2 separate regions of the Homo sapiens genome follow, and region 2 is linked to region 1. A link is a loop called in an ENCODE intact Hi-C map of the cell type or tissue named here. Cell type or tissue: endothelial cell of umbilical vein. All regions are shown on one strand. Links, peaks and the distances in the headings refer to the core of each region. The heading gives the core; the rest is flanking DNA. Region 1 has its middle 120 kb from the start of TMEM170B. Region 2 overlaps HIVEP1 (HIVEP zinc finger 1).

Evidence for each region. A loop is a pair of places that touch in the nucleus more often than their neighbours do. Peaks named below come from ENCODE experiments on the same cell type or tissue, not always from the same donor. Only the 100,000 strongest peaks of a DNase experiment are listed, where the experiment ranks them.
Region 2: a loop joins it to region 1, with 6 times the contacts of the local background. A loop is called at or near these places in 14 of 110 quality-filtered maps.

What each region holds. Positions count from the first base shown.
Region 1 is chr6:11,651,171-11,659,890 of GRCh38, forward strand. No RefSeq gene overlaps it. Among named protein-coding and RNA genes, the nearest start is that of TMEM170B, 120 kb to the left of the region's middle. RefSeq lists an enhancer at 1-171 and a silencer at 4,504-4,673. In endothelial cell of umbilical vein, for the core only: a CTCF peak has its summit at 4,568 (motif pointing right); DNase peaks (open chromatin) are centred at 2,041, 2,231 and 4,691; H3K27ac peaks cover 5,024 bases.
Region 2 is chr6:12,145,293-12,154,012 of GRCh38, forward strand. The region is part of intron 7 of HIVEP1 (HIVEP zinc finger 1); the gene reads left to right. Among named protein-coding and RNA genes, the nearest start is that of HIVEP1, 140 kb to the left of the region's middle. In endothelial cell of umbilical vein, for the core only: no CTCF peak of the experiment used is centred there; no DNase peak of the experiment used is centred there; H3K27ac peaks cover 1,685 bases.

The sequences.
Region 1 (8,720 bases), core at 512-8,511:
AGGAAGTGCTTTGGGAAGATTCACCACCCTTGATAATTTAAACATCATTCCTTCATTCATTCATTCATTCAGCAACTGTTATTTGAAGGTCTACTATGTGCCAGTATTAGGAGTGGGATGAAGAGTAGAGTAAGAGAAGGCCTACGCTATGAGCTTACAGTCTCTGTAGGGATCCAAACACATAAATGAGTAAGGCAGTGTGATAGTGTCATGGCAGAATTTTACACGTTTCATGGCCTGCAGATAAGAAGTGAAGAATATTCCCAGAAGCAGCCACAAACCTTTCCTTCCAGAACATTGTCCAGAACTGAAACATGGACCAATATTAAAACAGTCACTGGTAAGTGGATAGGCTAACTCTTCGATCAATCAGGCCTGCCCAAGGAAAAGGGAGAAGAGACAGCTTTCCTAGAAGCATAGGGCAAAGGTGGGAGATTTAGGTGTCTGAACGAAATCCAGTCTCTGTTTAAAGAAGAAGACAGAATGATGCTGAGAGACACCCAATAATATCCATCACCTCAGACAGACATGTCAGAGAGCTCACTCTGGCAGCAATGTAGGGATTGGGGATGATGGGGCAGATTGAAGGCAGGGACATAGTTGGGAGGTGCTGTGGGATTCAGGGAGGGGGCTGAGAGCTGGAACTGAGGCAGAGATACGTGCCAAAGAGAGGAGGGATCAGTTCTGAGAGCTGCAAGGAAGAAGAATTTATAACAGTGATTCTTAAGCACTGGGGGAACGTTGGCCCCAAATAATCTGATGCTAGCAGTTTTACATTAAATGTCAAGCTTGCCAACTTGATCCATTAGCATCAGTGTGACCTCCATGACCAGGAAGCTGGACTGGTCAGCCCTTTGTTGGGCCACTCTTGGTTCTGATGGAACCAGAGATTTTTCTTTTCTGGGGCGAGTTGGGGACAGAGTCTCGCTCTGTTGCTCAGGCTGGAGTGCAGTGGTATGTTTTCGGCTCACTGCAGCATCTGCCTCCCGGGTTCAAGCAATTCTCCTGCCTCAGCCTCCTGAGTAGCTGGGATTACAGGTGTGCGCAACCACGCCTGGCTAATTTTTGTGTTTTTAGTAGAGACGGGGTTTTGCCATGTTGGCTAGGCTGGTCTCCAACTCCTGACCTCAAGTGAGCTGCCCGACTCGGCCTCCCAAAGTGCTGGGATTACAGGTGTGTGCCACCACAACTAGGTAATTTTTTGTATTTTTAGTAGAGACAGGGTTTCACCACATTGGCCAGGCTGGTCTCGAACTCCTGACCTCAGGTGATCCACCCGCCTTGGCCTCCCAAAGTGCTGGGATTACAGGTGTGAGCCACCATGCCCAGCCGCACCAGAGATTTCTTTTTTTTGTTTGTTTTTGAGACAGTTTCACTCTGGAAGTTGCCCAGGCTGGAGTGCAATGGCGCAATCTCAGCTCACCACAACCTCCACCTCCCAGGTTCAAGCGATTCTCCTGCCTCAGCCTCCCCAGTAGCTGGAATTACAGGCATGTGCCACCATGCCTGGCTAATTTTGTATTTTTAGTAGAGATGGGGTTTCTCCATGCTGGTCAGGCTGGTCTCAAACTCCCGACCTCAGGTGATCCGCCGGCCTCGGCCTCCCAAAGTGCTGGGATTATAGGCATGAGCCACCGCGCCCAGCCATTGGAGATTTCTAACCACATCATGCAGGAGGAGGATGGATGAGAAGCAGCATTGATCAGGCACTGGCTACCTATATCACCCACTGCTTCTATAAGTACTCGGCTCAGCCCTCATAGTGATGCTCTGATGCCCATCAAGCAGATGGGGAAACTGAGGCATTTATGCAGTTCAATGTCATACCCCTGGAAAACAGCAGCTATGGGATTCCAGCTTGGGTTTGTGTGAGTCATAACATGACTCTGTCTTCCACCGGTGCTGCCATATTTGGTCCACACGTGAATTGCTGTGATTACCAGCTTTTTTCTTTCCTGGAGACCTTTGGTGGCCTCTATTTATGCAGCTGAAGGAGACACTTACGACCTCATTCCTGACAGTTTTGGGAGCTGACAGCAGAACATTCAAAGAATGACATCAAGTGGCTTTCCTCAGGGTCATTTCCTGCTAGTGATCTCTGCAAAGATCACATTCTTTAAGGATGTGTGGGGGTCAGAAACAGACCCTATTCTGTCAGGCGAGAGATGCCTGGAGCAGCTGTAATGGGCAGACGTGTGTGTGTGTGTGTCTGTGTGTCTGTGTGTGTGTGTGTGTGTGTGTGTGTGTGTGTGTACATCCTCTGTGACATGCTTTGCTGGTGAATACAACCCCTCCTCCCCCGGCCACACTTCGCTAAAAACAAACCAGGTCTGCTGGGGTGCATGACTCATGCTTGAACCGGAGTCTTCACCCTGAGACAATAATTCTCATTTTAAAAGCAAATGCTGAAGTCAACAGCTGCTGGGGTGACTTTGCCTATCTTAATTTGGCTTGTTAGAGACAGCACCTCCTTAGCTGCTTGAAGGAGAACTTAAGTGGACCTTCCATGACTCTGTTCCTTTTCCTATCCAGGGCTCACATAAGAGTTGTCTGCAGCTGGAGACATGAAACAGTGATAGGATTTGGAGTCAGGGTGTCCTGATTTCATGTGTGTGTTCTGCCCTTTTATTACCACACGGTGGTGGGCAATTTACCCACCTGAGCATGAGGTGCCTCACCTGTGGAATGGATGGAACCCTGCTGTATTGGAGAATGTTCACCCATTCAAGATAACGCATGTGAAGCACCTGCCATACAGTAGATGCTCAATCACGTGGATGTTAGCATTGACTTTGTTGCATGTTCTCTGCTTAGCTATCATTTCTCTCTTCCTCCTTTATTTTGCATTAATTTATTTCTGTAAAGGAGGAAGCTGCTGGGCACAGTGGCTCACACCTGAAGTCACCACTTTGAGAGGCCAAGGCGGGAGGATCACCTGAGGTCAGGGGTTCAAGACCATCCTGGGGAAAATAGTGAGACTACCGTCTCTAAAGAAACATTTTAACAAATTAGCCAGGCATGGAGGTGTGCTCCTTGTAGTCCCAGCTACTCGGGAGGCTGAGGCAAAAGGCTCACTTGAGCCCAGGATTTCAAGTTACGATTGTGTCACTGCACTCCAACCTGGGTAACAGAACAAGACCCTCTCTCAAAAAAATTTTTAAAGGAGGAAGTCATCAGTTATGTATATCACACAGATTCACTGGTGACTTTGCCACCTTTTCCATCCCTTTGAAGTTCTGCATCGCCGGTGGGAGGACGTTGGTCAGAGCAAGCAGAGTGTGGAGGCAGAAGCAGAGAGCGGAGGACCTCAACTCTCTCTCTCCCTGGGCTCTGCTCTAACTTGATAAGGGCCCACGGGAACATCACCTAAACTCTTGGGGGCCTGTGTTCATTTGTCTGTAAAAAGAGGGGCTTAAATTAAATGATCATTGAACCCTCCAAGCTCTTGCTGGGCTGTTTCTGGGGGCTCTTCTCTCTGGAGTATTGATTTGAATTTTGGTGCTGAGCCAGCCAGTGCACGAAATACTACCACTTTGCTCAGTCTCGTAGATGTTTTTCTGTATTTCCTATGTTCAGCATAAAGGGGGCCAGCCCACTACTGCCTTTAACATGAATTGCCCTTCGGAGTATGGAGCACGAGGCGAGCAGCGCTTGTCTCCGCTAATAGACCTACACATTTCCAGGAGAATTTTTTTTTTCTCCTTGCTACTCACAACACATCACTTGTTTATGTGAGGGTTTTTACACACAGCTGATTTATAAGGGATTAGATTTCTCTAAAACATAATCTGCGTTGGTTCTATTGGCCAGTTAAAATTGGTATCCCAGCACAGCTTGTTAAGACATTACATATCATTCCTCTTGTTTTTCTCACACTCAGGAATGATAGGTTAAGAAATATGATTCTAGTTCATAAAAGCCTGAGAGGGACTAACTGGGCTCTATTTATGTTTTATCCAAGAATGTGGAATTTGAAGCTTTTCTCAAAGTGAAAGTTGACCCACTGGACCCGTGTGCTTGGGCCAAATATGAGTATGAGAAACATTCTCAAACCTTTTTGGAATCCTAGGCCAGTAGACACTGAAGGGGCCTAAAGGATTTCTGGGCAATTCCTTCTCCTTCTCTCATGCCACAATAATTATTTGCACTTCTTGCCCTTCTTTTAGCTCAAAAGTGAACTCTGCATGAAGCATATTACCTTAGAGAAAATGTTCACTTAAAGAAAGCCACCTGTTCAGGAAAACAAATTGTCCCCAAGAGGCGTGGTGGAACGCAGGTGGGGAATTTTGTCTTCAATAAGGAGAAATTTAAATTCTCTATATTCTTAGAAATTTACCAAATTGGTTGCACTAGGGTTTTTTTTTTTTTTTTTTTTTTTTTTTTTTTTTTTTTGAGACGGAGTCTCGCTTTGTCACCCAGGCTGGAGTGCAGTGGCGTGATCTTGGCTCACTGCAAGCTCCGCCTCCCGGGTTCATGCCACTCTGCCTCAGCCTCCCGAGTAGCACCAGGGTTTTTAATATCCAGTTCAACCGGGAGACATTTGTACTCTGCGAAGGCTGAGGCGTCCGTGTAAATTTGGCCACCAGGTGGCACCAAATGTTTTCATTAGAAAAATTGCTGAGGGAAAGCCTGGTCCGCATTCTCTCTCCTAGTTAAAAGGAAAAAAAAAGAAAAAGAAAACCCTTTAAAGTGAGTGTTGTCGGTTCATTCACCCAAATTCAGGAAGCATGTGCCTTTCTTATTTGCTAGCGCTTTGGCAGTACACTGTGGCAGTTCAGGGTGAGTTATTTCCTTGAAGTTTGTTAAAAGGGAAACATGGATGAAATTCAAGACTTGAAACAAAGCTTTATTGGAGCTTTGCAGGACAATTAAAATCCAGTCTCTCAGCCAACAAACGGTTCCATCAACCCCCTTCTAGGCCTAGCAGGACACAGGATGCCCAAACAAAAGGCAGAACAGGGAGGCATGGCTGGGTTTTTCCTTTTATCATTTGCTGCACAATCTTATTCTTTCAGATCCCAAACCAGCTTTTATGGTCTGGTTAAAATTTTGTTCTGTTTAGAAAAGAGGGTATCCTAAAGCAATCTAACTGAGCAGGGGTTGTTGCAGAGGGACACCCGCCTGCTTTCAGATGTGAGTGCTGCTGGGGATGATGTCTTTCTGCCCCTGCTCATGGTCTCCAGAAGAAAGTGCTGGCACGCTAAAGATAGGAAAAACATTGGCCAATTTATTGCTAAATTTCAATTCTTAAGAAGTGTTTTTTTTTTTGAAGTAAAAGAGGTGTGCATTCATTTATTTATTCATTCATCCATTCATTTGATGAATATTTATTGAGTGTTCACTGTGCCAGGCATCGTATTTAGAAGCCAGGGGAAGAGTGGTAACCAAAACTACGTTCCAGCTTTGGGCTGCTTCTAGTCTAGAGGAAGAAGCAGATACTCGTCAAGCCACTCGCATGAATGTGCATCAACAAGCTGCGGGAGGTGCTTTAAAGGCAAAGATTGCTGTCCCTGGATGTTGTGGAGCTAATGAAGTTGACCTAGATTCGTGGAGTGATGGGAATAGGCAGTGTTCCCTAACGAGGGACCCTGGAGCTGAGATTTGAAGGATGAGGAGGAAGTAATTAGGCAAAGGGATGGGAAGAGGTGAGGAAGATTTAGGCCAGGGAATTGCAAATTCAAAGGCCATGGGAGGAGAGGGAGAATGACAAGTTTGAGTTCAGCGTTTGAGATGCAAGTGTGGAGGGAACTCAGTAAGCGAAGCAGGAATGGATGCAGTTACAGGAGTAAAAGCTCACCATGAGTTCTCCACTTTCCTCTGTGTTTGGTATACTTTTCCTCTGCCAAATGGGAGAAGAAAGGTCAACACACACACACACACACACACACACACACACTCCAAAACTCTATCAATTACCAGATCTCTACTAGTCGCCTGCTTTGATAGGTGGTCTGTGGTATGGTTGGCTTGGAGCCAGTGTCCAAATATTTGAGAAAAGTTTGGGCATTTTTCCCCCAGTACAGTAACCTGTTTAAATGGACACAAGTACCACTGGGGAAGGCTGAGAGGAAAAGTCACAGAACATACTTGGCAATTTTAGCAGAAAGTGCTGCCTTAAGCATCCCTATTTTCCCTTTAGTGAGGGGATGTGGGTCTGGGAACTGACTCGGTCTTAGACACGACCCCAAGTTTCTGATGTAATAGCAGCCCCCATTCACCAGACCTGGAGTTTTTTCAGTTACACGCCAAGTTAGGCCGGAAATCCTGCGATCAACTGGCCACACCCTAAGATCCCTGCAGTTCAGTTCATTCTGGTAAGCCCTAATGTCTTGTAAGATGACTATACCCATTTCTATCTTACTATTCTAGTGTACCTATTTGTCCTTTTCCACCCGGGCCCTTCCCACATGCTTGGTATCAAGCAGTCCTTTTGGATGGTAGCATCTTCCACCACTATTCCCAACTCACAGAGAAGAGCCTCTACACTCTTTTCAAAGATGCCGGTGTTTGCCTTACCAGTGTCTATCCCAGGCTTTGATGACGGGATTGCCTATAAGGCTACAGCCACATTCCTCTCTTGACACCTATGAGTTCTTTTGTTATATTGAACCTTACAGTTTCTAGCTTCTCAACTTTCCCTAGACTGTACTTCCAATGGAGCCCTGGACTTCTTGGGCCAGCAAGTAAACTATCAGAACCACTCTCAGCTGCCCCAGCTAACACCACTAGATCCAGAATCGTGGGTGAGTGCACAGTGCACCCACGTTTACCCTGATCAAAGTGATGTTCCTTCCTCTTGACCAATAGCCTTCAGGATGCCTTTCCTCACATATTCCCACATCTTTGCCAATATAATTAAGTCCTGTAAGTCTTTTGGTGGTTGAATTCCCTTCTCCCCTAGTAAGTGCTGGGGTCTGACTTTAGTTACAAGTCTGGGGATGTGGAAGATGAGTGTGTAAAGGTGAGGGGTGGGGGTAGGGATAGAGCATTAAGTGAGTCTGTCCCTCTGCCAAGGTAACTGATGGCCACTGAGAGAAGTTAACAGTGTCTTCAGGCCAGACATGAAGAGCCTAACCAGGGAACGCAGAGGAGGAGGGAGCTCAGGGTGGGTTGTGGGTTGGGGAAATTGAAGGTCTCCAAATCCTGCTCTATATTCCCATTCCATTTGTCTCTTTTCTAATCAATGTCCTTACATATACAAAAGAAACATAATGAAGATTTGAGTACAACTGATAATGTAATTTGGCAAACACAGAACAAACTTTGCCTTTGCTTTCCAGCTACCTCAGCCCATTCTTTTGGCATTGTCAGAGAAATCTCTGGTTAAAGAAAGTCCGTGCCTTGTGCTTTTCATGTGTCTTTCAATGCCAGTGCCCCACAGGACCACATCTCTTGGACCGTTTTCATTTTGGTGCACGCACCCAGACTCCCAACTGCCTGCGTTCACATCTCTACCTGAAGACTCTCTGGCTTCCAGAGGTTACTCTGACCATGTGAGGCAGACAAGAAGGGCAGGGAACAGCCCCTTTTGGGAACAGTGCTCAGCTGATGACTGGTGGGAATTGGTGCAGAAACACCCCAGCTGCCTTGTCCTTTGGATGGGGTGGTTCTTTTCTTTCTTTCTTTTTTTCTTCCTGAGATGGTGTCTCGTTCTGTTGCCCAGGCTGGAGTGCAGTGGCGTGATCTTGGCTCACTGCTACCTCTGTCTCCTGGGTTCAAATGATTCTCCTGCCTCAGCCTCCAAGTAACTGGGATTGCAGGTACAAACCACCACGCCTGGCTAATTTTTAGTAAAGACAGGGTTTCACCATGTTGGCCAGGCTGCTATCGAACTCCTGACTTAAAGTGATCCACCTGCCTCAGCCTCCCAAAGTACTGGGATTACAGGCATGAGCCACTGCGCTGGGCCTTAGGTAGGGTAGTTCTGAGATGCATATTTTACTCTTTTCCCTGGAGTGCGTGCGTGTAGCTGAGCTCACAAAGTAGGGGAATTTTCTCTCAAACTCTGAAGAATGTCCAAGTGGAAGGCAAATCCCAAATTATAACTGGTCATCTTTGAACAATCGTGGACCTTGAGGGGTTTGAGGGCTCTAGATTTGGGACAACTGGTACTACCTCTTCCAAAAAGTAAAATTTACTCAGAAGTGCTTGTAGGGAGGCATCAGATATGGTCTTGAGTTGTAAAAGTTCGCCAAACCTTGTACAAATTATGAATCAGAGCAGCTTTTAAAGTAGAAGAGGCTCAGTATAATTGGGTGTTCTTAAGTGAAAAATGTGAGATAAGAAAGCTGTCCTTTTTGATGTCCCTTTGAATTCAGAATTTTAAGCGGATGCACATACAAATGTTTGGAATTGAGACTTAGAATTTCTAATTCTCCAGCTAGGTGCTCCCCATGGCATGGTGGAAAGATCACACTAGGAAGATGTCAGCATTGCCACTGGCCAGTGGTGGGATCTCAAGCAAGTCCTTCATGTCTCTTACCTGTATGAGAAGAGTGTGGAATTAAGTAATTTTAGGGTTTTCCTACCTCTACCATTTTATATATCAAGGGATATAGGAAGAAAGAATGTAAGAAAGAAAGGAAGGGAGGATGGAATGAAAGATTTCTTTTGGGTTTCCCATGTATCATGGCCTTTTAATTCCTCTAACAATACCAAAGGGAAGACATTATTATTTTCATTGCATGGTGAGGAAGTGGAAGTTCAGAGAGGTTAAGTCT
Region 2 (8,720 bases), core at 374-8,373, 490 kb after region 1:
TCACTCACAGATGGGAATTGAACAATGAGAACACTTGAACACAGGGAGGGGAACATCACACCCTGGGGCCTGTCATGGGGTGGGGGCCTGGGGGAGGGATAGCATTAGGAGATATACCTAATGTAAATGACTAGTTTATGGGTGCAGCAAACCAACATGGCACATGTATACCCTATGTAACAAACCTGCACGTTGTGCATATGTACCCTAGAACTTAAAGTATAAAAAAAAAAAAAAAAAAGAACGCCCTCTACCAGATACTGTGAGACTTACGCCACCCTGCCTTCAGCTCTCTAGCAGATGTCGTTTGATCAGTGGGGCCTTCCTGAATATAAATATATGTAATATAAATATATATAAAAACAAAAGGCACCTCACCCTCTTACTGCTAGCATCACTTACGCCCTTTATTCTGTTTTCTTTTTCCTCATAGCACTTAACCACCACCAGACACTTGTGTGCGTGTTTATTATCTATTTCTTCCAACTAGAAAATAAATTATATAAGGGCAAAGATGATGTTTTGCTTGCTGCTGTATCTTCAGCTCCTTAGGATTGTGCCTGGCAAATAGTAGGTAATAAACAGTTGTTTATTGAATTACTAGAAAAAAATCTCTAAAATCTGTAGTCCTGCAGCATGTGAAGAAGGAATATTAGACTCTGCCTGCCTTTCTGAAAGTGACATATACTTAAGTGATGCTAATAGGATATGTAAGAACATGCTTCATATGTTTGAGCCTTGATGATCTCTGACAGGAGAAATGGGGTAAACCTTTTTTTAAAAAGGACAGTATAATCTGTTCTTGGCAGCAGCTTTCTATAATCTAGGAAATAATTCAATATTATTAATTTTCGAATTAGATATAGTCGGCCGGGTGCAGTGGCTCACACCTGTAATCCCAGCACTTTGGGAGGCCAAAGCAGGCGGATCATCTGAGGTCGGGAGTTCAAGACCAGCCTGACTAACATGGAGAAATCCTGTCTCAACTAAAAATATAAAAATTAGCCAGGCATGATGGCGCATGCCTGTAATCCCAGCTGTTTGGGAGGCTGAGGCAAGAGAATTGCTTGAACCTAGGAGGCGGAGATTGCGGTGAGCCGAGATGGTGCCATTGCACTCCAGCCCGGGCAACAAGAGCTAAACTCCATCTCAAAAAAATAATAATAATAGTAATTAGATATAATCGTTTTTCATTAAATTCCTTCACTAAAATCAAATGGTAACTGTGCTACTTGATACCTTTACTTATAAATAGTGTTTATGTTATATGGCCAAGGTCAGTATAGGTATTGTTAATGTGATAATGGCATTTGTTTATTAATTTGTTATTTATTGGTTATTGGAGCAGATTACTAGAAGGTAATTCAAGTTTTTTGACTATTCTGTGTTCTCATCCTCAGTAATGATCATTCCAGGTTGATAAAGATCTGTTCTGTTTTTTAATAGCTCCAGAGGAGAAAAGTTTATTCTCTTTTTGAATGATTTTTTTTTTTTATGTATCACTTCGGCACCTATTCAATGTGTGCACAATTACTATCGCCCAGGAGCTCCTGGCTGATTACTATGATGTGGCATGAGCCCAAATTTGGCAAGGTTCACTTCCCAAGGCTGGAATCAGGGAAAGACCGGTGATGGCCAAAGTGGTCCCAGAAGGAAGGGAAGGAATTTATTTATCCCTACACTGCTGCATTTGGAAGGCTGTTGGTGAGGAGGGAAAGGAAGGGCAAACATTCTAGACCAAGGAGTTGCTTGACCGAAGACACACAGGTTGGGGAAGAGGAATAGGGTATAAGAGTGTGAATGGGACAGAAAAACAAGAGAGTTCCACAGGGCCCAAGGCTGGGAAGCAGGCTGGGGGACAGGTAATAGATGCTGTGCAGGGGAGTTTCAGCATGAGAACTGCCATTTCAGGTTTAAACTCTATTCACTGGGCTTGGATACAATGAACACCCCTGTCATGTCAGTTTATACCCATTTCTTCATGTTCTGACACTTGAAAACTATTATTTTTTAGATAGGATTCTTGAGTATTTTAATTTTTCTAAATAGTGACACATACAGTGTTTCTTTGATTACAAAAGTCTGAACCGAAGTTGTTTAAAGCTATTGCCCCTTTAGGACCACATATATCTGACTTTTATCCTGGGTTATGTTCTCAAATGTTCTGGAGACAAAAGATTATAGGGCTTTTAATCTGTGACCCTTGAATTTTCATTGTTGAGGTTTGTTGTTTGTTTGTTTGTTTTTTGCTGTTGCTGCTGTTTTATTTTGTAGTGGGAATTTAGACAGTAATGACAGAAAGAAGCATGTTTCATTAAGTGGATGATCCCATTCAGCAACAATAATACTAATACTCCCACAGAGCCAAAGCCTTTTTTCTGGGTGGATGAGTGTTTTATAAAAGAAGTACCTCAGGACTTCAGCCTCTCTCATTCTCCACCAGATGGAGTTTAACAGTTTGGATGGAAAGTCTGAAATGATTTTCCCTTGTGATATCCCGTTTTTTATGTCTATGTATAAATGTATAATGACTAATTTGGAAATAGCGCTATCAATTTATTAAACTAGGAAGCATTATTTCCCCTGGAATTAGTTTCTGCTCTGGCCCAGGATCACTGTGGTGTAGAACTTTCACCACAGAATAGCCTCTGGTAAAAGATGAGGCCTGTACTTGTCCTACTTTAACGCTTCTGTATATGTTTTAAAACCTTGCCCCAATCAACTCTATAAGAATGTTATAAAGAGAGCAGTGTGTTATGAAGTGTTTCATTTTACTAACAATTTTATTTTCCAAAGAAAAATGCAAATGATTACTATATTAGACATACAGTAGGAGTAGAAGAAGTGGCTGACTTAAAACATGATGAAGGAGAATAAAATGTTTCTGGTGCTACAGTTTCAAGTTTTGAAGTGGACAGCCCAGCAGAACAAAGCTAGGGAGACCTGGGGGCTGGTCACTGTCGAGTGAGCTCATGTGCCTGGTTCCCCCCTGCATCCTCTTCACACCCCGATGCGTCTCCACCTCCCTCATCATAGGGGATACCTGCCCCTCTTGGGGAGCAGGCTCTTGGCAGCAGCTCTTTTGAGAAGTGAGCCACTATGTAAAGCCTCTGCCATTCTTGAGAGTCCTGCCTGACAGTGTATTCTCCATTTTCTTAGCCCAGTCAGTGAGGATAAGTGAAAACATTGTATCGTGTAAAGTGGGATATTTTAACACACAAACTTGCTGTCTTTTCCTTTTAATGGTGAACAACCTTTTGTGGTATCATGGGGTCTTGATATCATCTCTCATCTTCTTAATCTAACATAATTCGAATATTAGTCATGTTACACAAACAGACTGCTAGAAACCACACCGGGATTTCATTTGCTGTGTGTCAACAGTAGAAATTCAGGACAATCCTCTGGTTTTGCCAGCAGTAAGTTTCCACAACAGTTATCAAAGTCAGCCTCTTTTATTCCAAACAGTGATTTTGGTGGCTTTTCAGACACCTTTCATTATGTCTTCACACCTGCAGTTATCGAAGGATGTCTGGTCTAGCTATATGAAAACTGAAAATCCAAAATAACCCAGGAAACTCTTTTATTTCCTGGGTTCTCCCAAACACAGTCGAAGTATGTCGTTTCATCATGCTAACAGATTATAGATGACTATTAGATAATATAGTGCTGAAAGAAAAATGTCCCACATCAGGAGCCACGTGTCTTTTCAGGAACCAGTACTATGAAACATCAAGTCTTGATCAGTATGAAAATTGTCTTCTCTGTTTTGGTAGGTACACTTCCTGTTTCCTAACAACAGGGTGGTAGTGACATCAGTAGTGGGGTCCTGCCGCATGTGAAGAGGGAATATTAGACTCAGCATGCTTTTCTGAAAGTGATGTATACTTGATACTAATAGGATATTTAAGAACATGCCTTATATGTTTGAGTCTTGATGATCTCTGACATGGAAAATGGGGTAAACCTTTTTTTAAAAAGGACAAAATTTGGGAGACCTGATTGTAAATCTAAAAAGTCACAACCCCTGCCAGAGTTTGCAGAACAGTAGCCAGAAACCTAAGGATTGTGTTTTTAGGTTTATAGGACACATTTGGGGGCTTAGTCATTTAACTGATCTTTTCTGTAGCATAAACATAATCATCACCAGGAAACGTCTCTGAGCTTTCATTCATTAAACAAAATGTACTAAACACTTAAGAGGCAGTCAGTGTTACTACAAAGCACCCCAGTATAGTACTTATTTTTTAAACATCATTACCACTTGGTAATATCTCCGTCAGCTCATAGCGTTCTGGAAAAAGCCCAGGTCTTATGCTGTGTTTGTGCTGAGTTGCTCCCTTACATGTGCATTGTTTTGTTTTTCACTAAAGGTTTTCTCCATATTTCTTTCTAATTAATGTCAGTGTTTTCCAAGCATTATCTTCAGTCTTTTCCTTTTAAGGATCCTAGACCTGTTCTCTACTCTGCCAACCACACCATACCCAGGTTATCATTCACCATCATATTGTGCCTGGTCCCTGGTTGATAAAGAGTGTTCATTAAAGGGTGATGTGAAAATGATGTGATGAAAGGCCACAGACCCCTTCTGAATTCTTTACCACCCTTAGCAACAGCAGGCTGCGCGGTACCTGTCTTATCTTTTAGCAGATGGAATTCATGTTCTAATTCTCAATGGAATAAATTAGGGGATGTTGGGAAACGTTTGCGTTTAATGAAGCAGGAGGAATTATACATTTTTATAAGCCAGCCATTAAAATGTGGACATTCGGCATTTAAAAGAAGTTTCTATTTAGTTTAAAACTAGCAACTTGAGCTGCAATGATAAGAAATGCTCATGGGAAGCCTAATCCCTCTGCTCCACTGCACATTCCCTTGTTTTCTTGCCATAAAACATGATATAGCCTCGGGAATTTTGTTCTCCTGTTCTTGGGGTATTAGTGACTACATTTTAGTTTTCACCTTTTGTGTCAAAATTCAAGCCGCCAGCAATTTGCTTTTCATCCTTTGATCCGAAGAATGTTTTCGTCAACAAATGCTGGACTTCAGTGCACGGAATGTTAATGTGTACCCTCAGCCGCCAGCTAGGAGAACCGTTTAATATGACGAAGTGCAGTGAGAAGCATTATTCTTGTTGGAGTTTAAGTACTTACAGTAAAGATGATGTTTGATCACAGGTTTTAAAACCTATATCACATTTACTCTTAAAAATAATTTAGGTGCATTTTTAAAAATTACTAGCAAAGCTTTTTTTCCAAATGAAACCTGTAGAATATATTATCATCGGGATTTTTATAGAACACATTATTACTCTTTTTAAGAAACACTTCCATGTGTAGAATATGAAACCATAATAGGCTTTAGGATTTATACTTAAAGCAGTGCTAATATTATTTTGAATGACACGCACGTGACACAGTATTTTGGTTTACTTCCTAAAGTTAAACATTAAACTCTGCCCCATTATGTTTTTAATGATGATTTTATCTTTAAAATATATATATATAATTGTATTCACATTCTTTAAAAAAATTTTTTCCCTAGGTTGCCATTGTTTATCTGGCTTTCAGAGCAATATTTCTAAACATATGTGAAAAACAAAAACAGGCAAACTTCAACAACAAAAGAAGGTTGCTACTGAGTGTACGTGGGCCAGGTTGCTACCCTCGGGAGCCCCTTCTCTCAGGGAGCCCCTCCTGCTGCTTTTGCGACTCCGACTCTTCCAGCAGGTGTCACTGTCTGGCAGCAGTGGGCGAGCAGGTTGCGGTTCACCTGACTCATCTTCAAATAATAACTTTTAAAATTTATCTTTAGGGAAGTTGTTTGACGTAAATGTATCAAAACTTTGACAAAAATGTTGCTACATCATATGCCTGATTTTTCCCTCATGAATTGAAATTCACAGAAAATAAAGGAATTAATCTTGTGCTGATATAAAATTTTATTGAGTATTAGAAACATTTGTTTATAATGAGAGGGGAATGTGGCTGGGAGGACATAATTAAATGAAACTTTTAGGACCATTTATTTATGAATTTGCTAAGCAAATATAGATTCCTTAGGTCTGTTCTAGAGTCTCTGATGGCTGCAAAGGGGTAAGCCACAGTGCTTACCCTCCTGAAGTATTAGTGTGTATTATACACACCAAGAAAGGAACAATTGTAATAGAAAAGGAGAAAGTCAGTGTATCTTATTGGCATAATGACAGGGCTCCTAAGTTCATAGAAACCTGTTTTTGAATCCTGGCTTTGATGCATTCTAATCATATACAGTACAAGCGTCTTAACTTCCTTGTGGACGATGGGTGTGGTATCAACTCTGTCATGGGTGGTAATTAGGTTTAAACCTGGAGGGTGATGTGGCATAGATGTTGGCAAACTTTTTAATGTCAAGGGCTGGATAGTAAATATTTTAGGCTTTGCAAGCCACCTATTCTCTGTCATGAATACTAAACTGTGACTGTAGCACAAAAGCAGCCACAGACAGTATATAAAGAAATGAGCCTGGCTGTGTTCCAATAAAACTTTATCCACAAGAACCAGTGGAGAGCCACATGCAGCTGGTGACCATAGTTTGCCAATCCCTGATATAACCATTACTCACCTGTAATCCCAACACTTTGGGAGGCCGAGGCGGGTGGATCACCTGAGGTCAGGAGTTCGAGACCAGCCTGGACAACATGGTGAAACCCCATCTCTACTAAAAATTCAAAAATTAGCCAGGCATGGTGGCGGGCACCTGTAATCCCAGCTACTCGGGAGGCTGAAGCAGGAGAATCGCTTGAACCTGGGAGGCAGAGGTTGCAGTGAGCCAGGATTATGCCACTGCACTCCAGCCTGGGTGACGGAGCAAGACTCCAAGACTTCATCTCAAAAAAACAAAAAAAGACAACAACAAAAAAACCAGTTACTCAACATAGTATCATAGTTGTTACATTAAGTAACATGCAGTAGCAAAGTAAGCAGTATCACAGAGTCATATATGACAAGTGTTTTGAGTCCATAACAAGTCCTCGTTCTTGTCCTCGCAGACTTGTTGATCCCAGGCAAGGCACTTTTCCTTTCTGGGTCTTTTATCAGTACGACTTTTGATTCAGCAGCAGTAGTCTTGTTTAGGGGGCAGGGGCAGAGGTTAAGGGGGACAGGGAAGTATATAAAGGACTTTTATTCTTATGAATCCAAACAGAGGGCAGAGTTGTCTGTGCTTTGTTTTGGTGCCATGGATGTTTAAAAGGATACCATTGTCTTCTGTTCATTTAAGCTACCCATTTTATCTTTTCTCTGTTACCCAGAATATCAGTCCTGTTTAACAAATATGTAATGATTCAAAATTCATTTGCAGGTTTTTAAACTTTGACAGTGGTCTCCTCTAGCAGAGATTTCAGATACTATGTATTCAGAGACAGAAACATCATTCTGTGCTTATCTCAGTGAAAGAAACCCAGGAAAGGAATCCCAGCCCCTCCTACATCCTCTCCAAGCTACAGGCATGTGGCTCATCCAGGAGGGGAGAAGGGAGCAGAGAAGCCACCCTGGGTGTCTTCTCACCCATACTGCTAATCCTGACCTGACCTGAAATTTAATATAATCAAGGCAAAATCAGATTAAAATGGAGCCAAATAGTTTTACACTTCAAATAGTTTTTACGTACATAAAAAATATATGGTGTTCGTTTTAAATTATTCATATTATTTGCATATGCTAAAAAAGAAATCAGCATGCTTCTTGAAATGTCTTAACAATTTAAAATATTTATAATATAACTGATTCTTAAACTTTTATATAATGCAGTATATTTGAAATTTTAAAAGTTCAATTATTTACATTCTCCTTGGGAACTACATTTTATATATTCTGTTACTTGTAATCAAATAATTATATGACATTCTTAATGTCTGTACCTACAAACATTGAATTCATGCATATTTATAAGGTAGCTTATTGACTATAATTCATTGTTGACCTTTCTGATGATTCTGTAGTTAGATTTTTAAAATATGATTGAATGTGGAATATCTAGGCATAGACTAACATGGGTTTGAATCTTAGCTGTGACATTTATGAGCTGTGGGCTCAACACTTTAAAAGTAATTAACTGCATTTTTCATCTTTTAAATCATTCTCTGAGAAAAAGTCAACTCCTTAATTAGTCCTTGTTTGAATTATGATCAAATAGTATTGGTTTGTACAGAATGATGCTAACTTAGGATCCAGGCTATAGATGGCTGCAACCGGAATAGAGCCATTTAGTCATCATATGTACAATAGAGTAAGAAATGCAAAAAAAAAAAAAAAAAAAAAATAGATACAAGATAAGAGCACTTTTAGGTTCTAAGAATTTAAAATGTGTATCTAGGTTAGAGTGAATTGGGGTGAAATTTCCTGTGCTTCCAAGTTAACCAGTAGAAGTGTTGAAATTGATTTCAAGAATTGATAGTGTCCTATTAAACAATCAGAAGACAGAAGGTACTAGTGAGAAGTCTTGATTTGACTATGGGGCTAATAGGGAGGTGCTTGTTGTGCAAGCTTATGTGAGAGAATAGCTGTATCAGTAGAGTAAAAGACCCTAGAGCGGGCTGGGTGCAGTGGCTCACGCCTGTAATCCCAGCACTTTGGGAGGCCAAGGCAGGTAGATCACTTGAGGTCAGGTGTTCAAGACCCGCCTGACCAACATGGTGAAACCCCGTCTCTACTAAAAGTGCAAAAATTAGCCAGGCATGG